Linked DNA regions of Homo sapiens: region 2 is linked to region 1. Evidence: chromatin contacts called from ENCODE Hi-C or POLR2A ChIA-PET data. All regions are on one chromosome and are shown on one strand. The core of a region is the stretch at or near the end of the contact, and the rest is flanking DNA. Distances in the headings are between cores, read along the strand shown.

Region 1 (3,649 bases), core at 648-3,147:
TGTGTTGATGAGAGGTCACAGTCCTTCTAGGGAACACAGAAAAATTCCAAGAGCAACAGAGATTCCAAGCCAAGGTGGACAGCATCAGAGACCAGTGGCTGCGGATGAACTTGGGCAGGCCCAGCTTTGGCAAAGCCAATCCTCCTTTGGCAAGAACAGCAAGAAGCTGATTGGCTGCAGGCTGTGACGCTAAAAGCTGCTTATGGAGAAATAAGCAACTTTTGTTGAGCACCTCCTATGTGCCAGACACTATGCATGCCTGCCTTAAATCCTGGGGGTAGGCAGACTGATCCCTTTTTAACAGTTGAGGAGCCTGAGGCTTGGAGGCTGCAGTGCCTGACTTCCTCACCAAGGAAAACCTGTTGTCCCATGAGCCTGGGATCTGCCTCTGTTGGGATGCATGCCTGAAGGCATGCTGCACACATGAGTGACCTGGGGATGTGTTGTTTGATTAGATGCTCCTCTTTGTAGTTTTGCCTAAAACAAAAAGTACATGGCTTTTTAAGCTATTGACAACTTTATTTTTTGCATTTATTATAAGATACCATGTTCATTGTAGAACATCTAAAAAATACAGATAAGCAAAAAAAAAAAAAAAATCAAAATCTCTCCTAGTCCCAGCCTACAGAGATGGCCACTGTCAGTTTGGGCATATATTTTCATACATGTGAGTCTGTTTGCATGTGTGTATAGAAACTTACCAGAAAGGAGTCACATGCTACACATTGTTAGAAAATCTTCTTTGTCTTCAGTTAATAATATATAGTGGCCATCTTTCTGTGTCACTACATATTCTTTTTTTTTTTTTTTTTTTTTTTTGAGATGGAGTTTCACTCTTGTCTCCCAGGCTGGAGTGCAATGGCACAATTTCAGCTCACTGCAAACTCTATCTCCCAGGTTCAAACGATTCTCCTGCCTCAGCCTCCTAAGTAGCTGAGATTACAGGTGCCCACCACAATGCCTGGCTAATTTTTGTATTTTTAGTATAAACGGGGTTTTACCATGTTGGCCAGGCTGGTCTCAAACTCCTGACCTCAGGTGATCCTCCCAGCTCGGCCTCCCAAAGTGCTAGGATAATAGGCATGAGCCACCGCACCTGGCCTCATTAAATATTCTTCTACAACAGTGGCACTGCATTAGAACCCCTGGGGAAGCTTTAAAAATATCAATGCCTGGGTTCCACCCCTAGAGTCAAATTTAATTCATCTGGAGTGGCCTGAGCTTTGGAATTTTTAAAAACCCCCCAGATAGTTTCAGTACGCAGCCAAACCTAACAGCTGCTGAACTAAAACATTTTTTTTTCCCGAGACGGAGTCTTGCTCTGTTGCCCAGGCTGGAGTGCAGTGGCACAGTCTCGGCTCACTGCAACCTCCACTTCCCGGGTTCAAGTGATTCTCCTGCCTCGGCTTCCCACATAGCTGGGATTACAGGTGTGTACCACTACACCTGGCTAATTTATTTATTTATTTATTTAGTAGAGATGGGGTTTTTGCCATGTTGGCCAGGCTGGTCTCAAACCCCTGACTTCAGGTGATCCACTCGCCTCAGCCTCCCAAAGTGCTGGGATTACAGGCATGAGCCACCATGCCCAGCCAGCATTATTTTTCAACAAGGGCCTTGCATTCCATTTGCAAGGTATGTGTTGTAATTTGATCAATCCACTTTCTTGGACATTTAGCTTGGTTCCAATTTTTATATCATTATAAACCAGGAAGTAGCAAACTTTTTTCTGTAAAGAGCTAGGTGGTATTTGTTTTGGCCTTTGCAGGTCACAAGTTCTCTGTTACAACTGCTGAATTCTGCCATTATGGCAAAAAAGCAGCCACAGATCATGTGTACATGAATGCACATAGCTGTGTTTCAATCAGACTTTATTTAGAAAAACAGGTGGTGGCCAGATCCAGCCTGTGAGCCACGGTTCACTGAACCAACTCTGTATAAACATTGTGTAGTACATCTTCATGAAGCTAAACCTTCTAGGATGAAATGATCATTTTCTTGTGACAGTGGTTTTATACTGTTTATTTATTTTATTTTATTTTATTTTATTTTATTTTTTTGAGATGGAGTTTTGCTCTTGTTGCCCAAGCTGGAGTGCAATGGTGCAATCTCAGCCCACTGGGTTCAAGCAATTCTCCTGCCTCAGCGTCCTGAGTAGCTGGGATTACAGGGGTGCACCACCACACCCGGCTAATTTTTTGTATTTTTGATAGAGATGGGGTTTCACCATGTTGGCCAGGCTGGTCTCGAACTCTTGACCTCAGGTGATCCACCCACCTCGGCCTCCCAAAGTCCTGGGATTACAGGCGTGAACCACCGTGCCTGGCCTATACTGTTTCTTTTTAGAAGTAGGACCCTTCTTTAAATGAAACTTAATAAGGCTCATGTAAGCAACAGATAAGAAGTCATTCTGTTGGCATATTTTATAAATTCAAATATGCAGTATTTAGAAGACCAGTTAGGGGTCTTCTAGACCAGTTAGACATCATCTCAAGATGACATCTCAGAAGATGATGACTATAGTTTTAAATCAGCCTCAGTACCAGTGACATTCAAATCAAAGTTTTGCAGAACTAGCAAAGCACCTCTGTAGAACCCCACGGTTCCACCAGGAACATAATTTGAAAACCATTGCAATGGGATAAATTCCTGGAAGTGGAATTGCTGGAGCAAAGGGCCTGAACCTTTTAAAAGCAGTCTGTGGCCAGGTGTGGTGGCTCACACCTGTAATCCCAATACTTTGGGAGGCCAAGGCGGGAGGATTGCTTGAGGCCAAGAGTTCAAGATCAGCCTGGACAACATGGTGAAACCCTGTCTCTACCAAATATATGAAAATTAGCTGGGTGTGGTGGTGCATGCCTGTAATCTCAGCTTCTTGGGAGGCTGAGGCATGAGAATTGCTTGAATCCAGGAGGTGGAGGTTGCAGTGAGCCGAGATCGTGCCACTGCACTCTAGCCTGGGCGACATAACAAGACTCTATCTTAAGAAAAAAAAAAAGCATTTTGTGTGTGTTGTCAAATTGTCCTACAGAAAGAGAGAAATAAACGTGTTTCTAATACTCAAATGAGTGTGAACACCTTCCTGCATCCAGCTGGCCTTGACAGGTGAATGCCCTGGACACTGGTTCCTGGTGTGGTGTGAACCATGTCCTTCCCTTGTCTTACCCCTTACAACGACTGGGGGAAGATCCTTCAAGATTCTCACATTGTACATGCTCAACAAAGCTTTCAACAACATCAATAGTGTGATCACTTTATTCTTGACTTAAGGACATTGGCAAAGATCTTTATGATATGTTATCAGGTGAATTACATAGGACCCTTTGTGTAACTGATAAAAAGTTATCTTGAGGTAGCTGAAGCCATAAAGGGGGATTTAATTTAATACCTTATGTCACCAGACTACAGGAGCGTCCAGGGTTCTAAAAGTTGGGGCTTTCTTTCACTATTGTTTTGACTCTTCTGTGTCTGGGACTTCACCCTTTCTGCCGCAGATAGGTTTTCTCTATCTTTCCACTGTGGAGAGGAATATAATAGGCCTGCGTCCCTATAGCCTTGTCACTGGACAGAACAGAGCTCTTTTCCACCACCTCCGTGTAGAAATTCTCAGGGAAGATTTCAGATTGGCCCACTTTGGCTTATCTTTTAA
Region 2 (3,189 bases), core at 336-2,835, 120 kb after region 1:
GGTTTGGAATTGGGCCTGGGAATCTGTACATTTACCACAGTCCCTAGGCAGCTTTTGTGATCCGGGAAGTTTGGGAAATAATGCACAGAGTATTGGTGGCTGCCTGGCCAAGAGAGCCACATTCCTGAGAGGGGGCAGGCAGAGGGGATGTGGACATTGAGCGGACACCCAGCCAAGGTCCCCTGACATCCCTCTCTCCCTTACATTATGCTGCTGCCCAAGTAATCCTGTACCAATCTAACATGTTTCCATAATTCCCAGATAGACCTTCAACCATCTGACCACCTGGTGCCTGGTACAAACAGATGCCTGGGGAGAGAAGGGGATGGAAGGAAAGAGAAGGGAAGGAAGGAAGGACTGATGGATGGTTAGATGAAGGTGAAGGAGCTGAATTCCCATCAGGCCATCAATCCCAGACTTCTTGTTCTCCTAGATTGAAAGTTCATCGATTCTGGAGCCAAGCTACCAAATTCTAAGGCTGATGTTCTAGCTATGCAATCTTGACACCTTGGTTTTTTCCCTTCTGGAAACTGGGCAGAGTGATCTTCTCTACCTCCTAGGGTTGGTGGGAGGATTATATGAAATGGACTAACCACAGTGCCTGGGACAAGCAGGCCTACCTTCCTGCTAGCTGGAGCTTCCCAAACTTCCCTCATTTTGCAAGATGCTTTACTCTCCAGCTAAGCAGAGTCTCCCCTTTGTCCAGATGAGGAAACAAAGGATTTACGAGGGGGCAGTGACTGGACTGGTCATACAACAGATCAGCAGCAGGGTGGGAATTGGAATTAGAGTTCGTCTTCCCTCTTCCCAGAAGCTCTCTGTGAGATGGCTCTGCTGGTTCAAAATGTTTGCTGTCCTATATCCTGGTGCCCCCAGTGTGGGTGGAATATACATCATTCCAGGACCCAGCCCAAGAGAAGTAACCCTGTTCTGGGATATCCTGGCCTCATAGCCAGGGTAAAAGATCAAAGGTGGGCTGGGCACAGTGGCTCACACCTGTAATTCCACACTTTGGGAGGCTGAGCAGGTGGATCGCTTGAGTCCAGGAGTTTGAGAGCAGCCTGTGTGACAGCAAAACCCTGTCTCTACTAAAAATAGAAAAATTATGTGGGCATGGTGGCACACACCTGTAGTCCCAGCTACTTGGGAGGCTGAGGTGGAAGGATAGCTTGAGCTCGGGAGGTGGAGGCTGCAGTGAGCTGAGATCGCATCACTGCACTCCAGCCTGGGAAACAGAGCAAGACCCTATCTCAAAAAAAAAAAAAAAAAAAAAAAAGCAAAGGTGGAAGCAGGCAATGTCTCTTAGAGCTCCTGCTTGGATGTGGCACTTGCCACTGTTGCTCATGTGCCACTGGCCAAGGTAAGTCCTGTGGTCAAGCCAGGAGTGGTCAGAGAAGCCCATGTTCCTCTGAGCCAAGGGCACAGCTCTCCTCTTTGGAGTCACCTGCCTTAGCCAGGACATCTGGCTGGAGGCCATGCCCTCTCTGTATGCCCCAGAAGTTGGAAGCCTCACCAGAGGGTATGCGGCCTGGCCAGGCCCCAGGTGCCCTCAGAAATCACCTGTAGATTCCACACCCATCAGGTGCAGTCAACCCATCATGGAGCATATCTCCGAAACCTCCGAGCAGAGACAGATGCTATCGGGCTCCCGTTGGCCTAGCCTGGCCCTGGGCTCCTCTCCCAGACAGGGTGAGGGCAGGGACCCGTTAATCATTAATCTGGGGGCAAATGGGTAATTTTCCAGTCCACCAGGTCTACACCCAAACCCCTCCCTGCAGCCTGGCAGGAAATCCTCAGAGTTTGACCCTTGGCAGGTCCAGAGAAGAACTGGATGTCAACTCCAGCTGAGGAGGCCACGCCTTGACTGGCTTCCAGTGTGGAGGGCAGCTTGGGGGCTGCAGCTACCTTGCCCTCAAATGTCCTCCTTCTCACACCGAGGGCTGGTGTGAGTGGCGACTTCTGCTCACACAATTCCTGTGTTTCAGAAACTGGACCTCCCTGATAGCAACTGATTGACAGAGGGGAGAGCAAGCAGGGAGTGATGGAAATTTTGGCCAATGAAGCTGCATATCCTTCAAGACCTGCCTCAAATGCCATTTTAAGAATAATAGCTATGATTATTATATCATTATAGCTACAGTATATGTCATATGATATGACATGATATATAACATTTTTTTTTTTGAGACAGTCTTGCTATGTGGTCCAGGCTAGAGTGCAGTGGTGTGATCTCAGCTCACTGTAACCTCCACTTCCCGGGTTCAAGCAATTCTCCTGCCTCAGCCTCCCGAGTAGCTGGGACTACAGGTGTGCGCCACCATCCCTGGCTAATTTTCATATTTTTAGTAGAGACGGGGTTTCACCATGTTAGCCAGGCTGGTTTCGAACTCCTGACTTCAAGTGACCTGCCCGCCTCAGCCTCCCAGAGTGCTGGAATTACAGACGTGAGCCACTGCACCCTGCCCAAGCTGTGTTCTTGTCTGGGACTCCCATGTAGTGTGGAGCGAAGGCTCAAAGTTGGTTTGTCTAACTAAATGCATCATCCTTGATTATGACCTCTGACATGTGAAGAGTGCCAGAATTCCCTAGGCTGCACTTGGGAGCCAGACCCAGCAAACCCCTCCACTCATTCAACAGGCATCTGGTTTTTGTTGGTTTGTTCATTTTTGTTTTCGTTTTTGGTGCTTCTGGCATGGAGTGGGTGGAGACCAGGGACGCTGCCCAGCACTCTGCAGTGCCCAGAACGGCTCCACTCCAACCACAATGTCCGCGATGCCCAGGGGAAGAGACCCTGGAGGGAGCAATGGGTCTCAAACGGTGCCCAGCTCTGCATGGCCAGTGTTGCCTTGGAGCTCTGTGGAATGCAAATCCTCAGGCCCCACCCCAGAGGCATCTGTTTTTTAAATTTCATCTAATGGACCCTGAGATTGATGGCTCAGAGAGTCCAGTATCAAGTCGGTTAATTTTATTAGTGGTAATGACACTTAGTAGCGATTAATGACCAGGAAAGGTAGCCAACCGCACAGAGGCCTCAGGCCACACCGGGCCCTGGTCTGCCCAGGGCTGCTCTCAAAGAAGGCTCCCTGGCACTGCCTCGGGAACCCCACAGGGCCCATGAAGACAGCCTGGGAGGCCTCAAAGACCCAGTTTCCCTCTGTTTATTTTCTGTGTTGCAGTTTGGGATCGTAT

Evidence for each region. Hi-C counts contacts between places; a loop is a spot of excess contacts on that map. ChIA-PET counts read pairs that join two places held with the same protein, here RNA polymerase II (POLR2A). Pooled maps may share reads with other maps.
Region 2: a map of heart right ventricle shows a loop between it and region 1 (2.9-fold over the local background). The contact joins two enhancer-like sites. A Hi-C loop is called at or near these places in 2 of 168 maps with a recorded cell type or tissue (adrenal gland and heart right ventricle) and 3 of 50 pooled maps. POLR2A ChIA-PET finds 5 or more read pairs at or near these places in 3 of 52 experiments (WTC11 and activated T-cell).

The regions. Positions count from the first base shown.
Region 1 is chr17:46,990,024-46,993,672 of GRCh38, reverse strand. The region is part of intron 7 of LOC101927060 (a long non-coding RNA gene); the gene reads left to right. It also overlaps a transcript of LRRC37A2 not described here. Among named protein-coding and RNA genes, the nearest start is that of RPRML, 13 kb to the right of the region's middle. Within about 2 kb of position 1,897, at least 2 of the 41 ENCODE cell types and tissues checked have a DNase peak (open chromatin) inside an H3K27ac peak, as active enhancers do.
Region 2 is chr17:46,868,992-46,872,180 of GRCh38, reverse strand. All of the region lies in intron 1 of WNT9B (Wnt family member 9B), which reads right to left. It also overlaps a transcript of LRRC37A2 not described here. Among named protein-coding and RNA genes, the nearest start is that of WNT9B, 19 kb to the right of the region's middle. Within about 2 kb of position 1,585, at least 3 of the 41 ENCODE cell types and tissues checked have a DNase peak (open chromatin) inside an H3K27ac peak, as active enhancers do.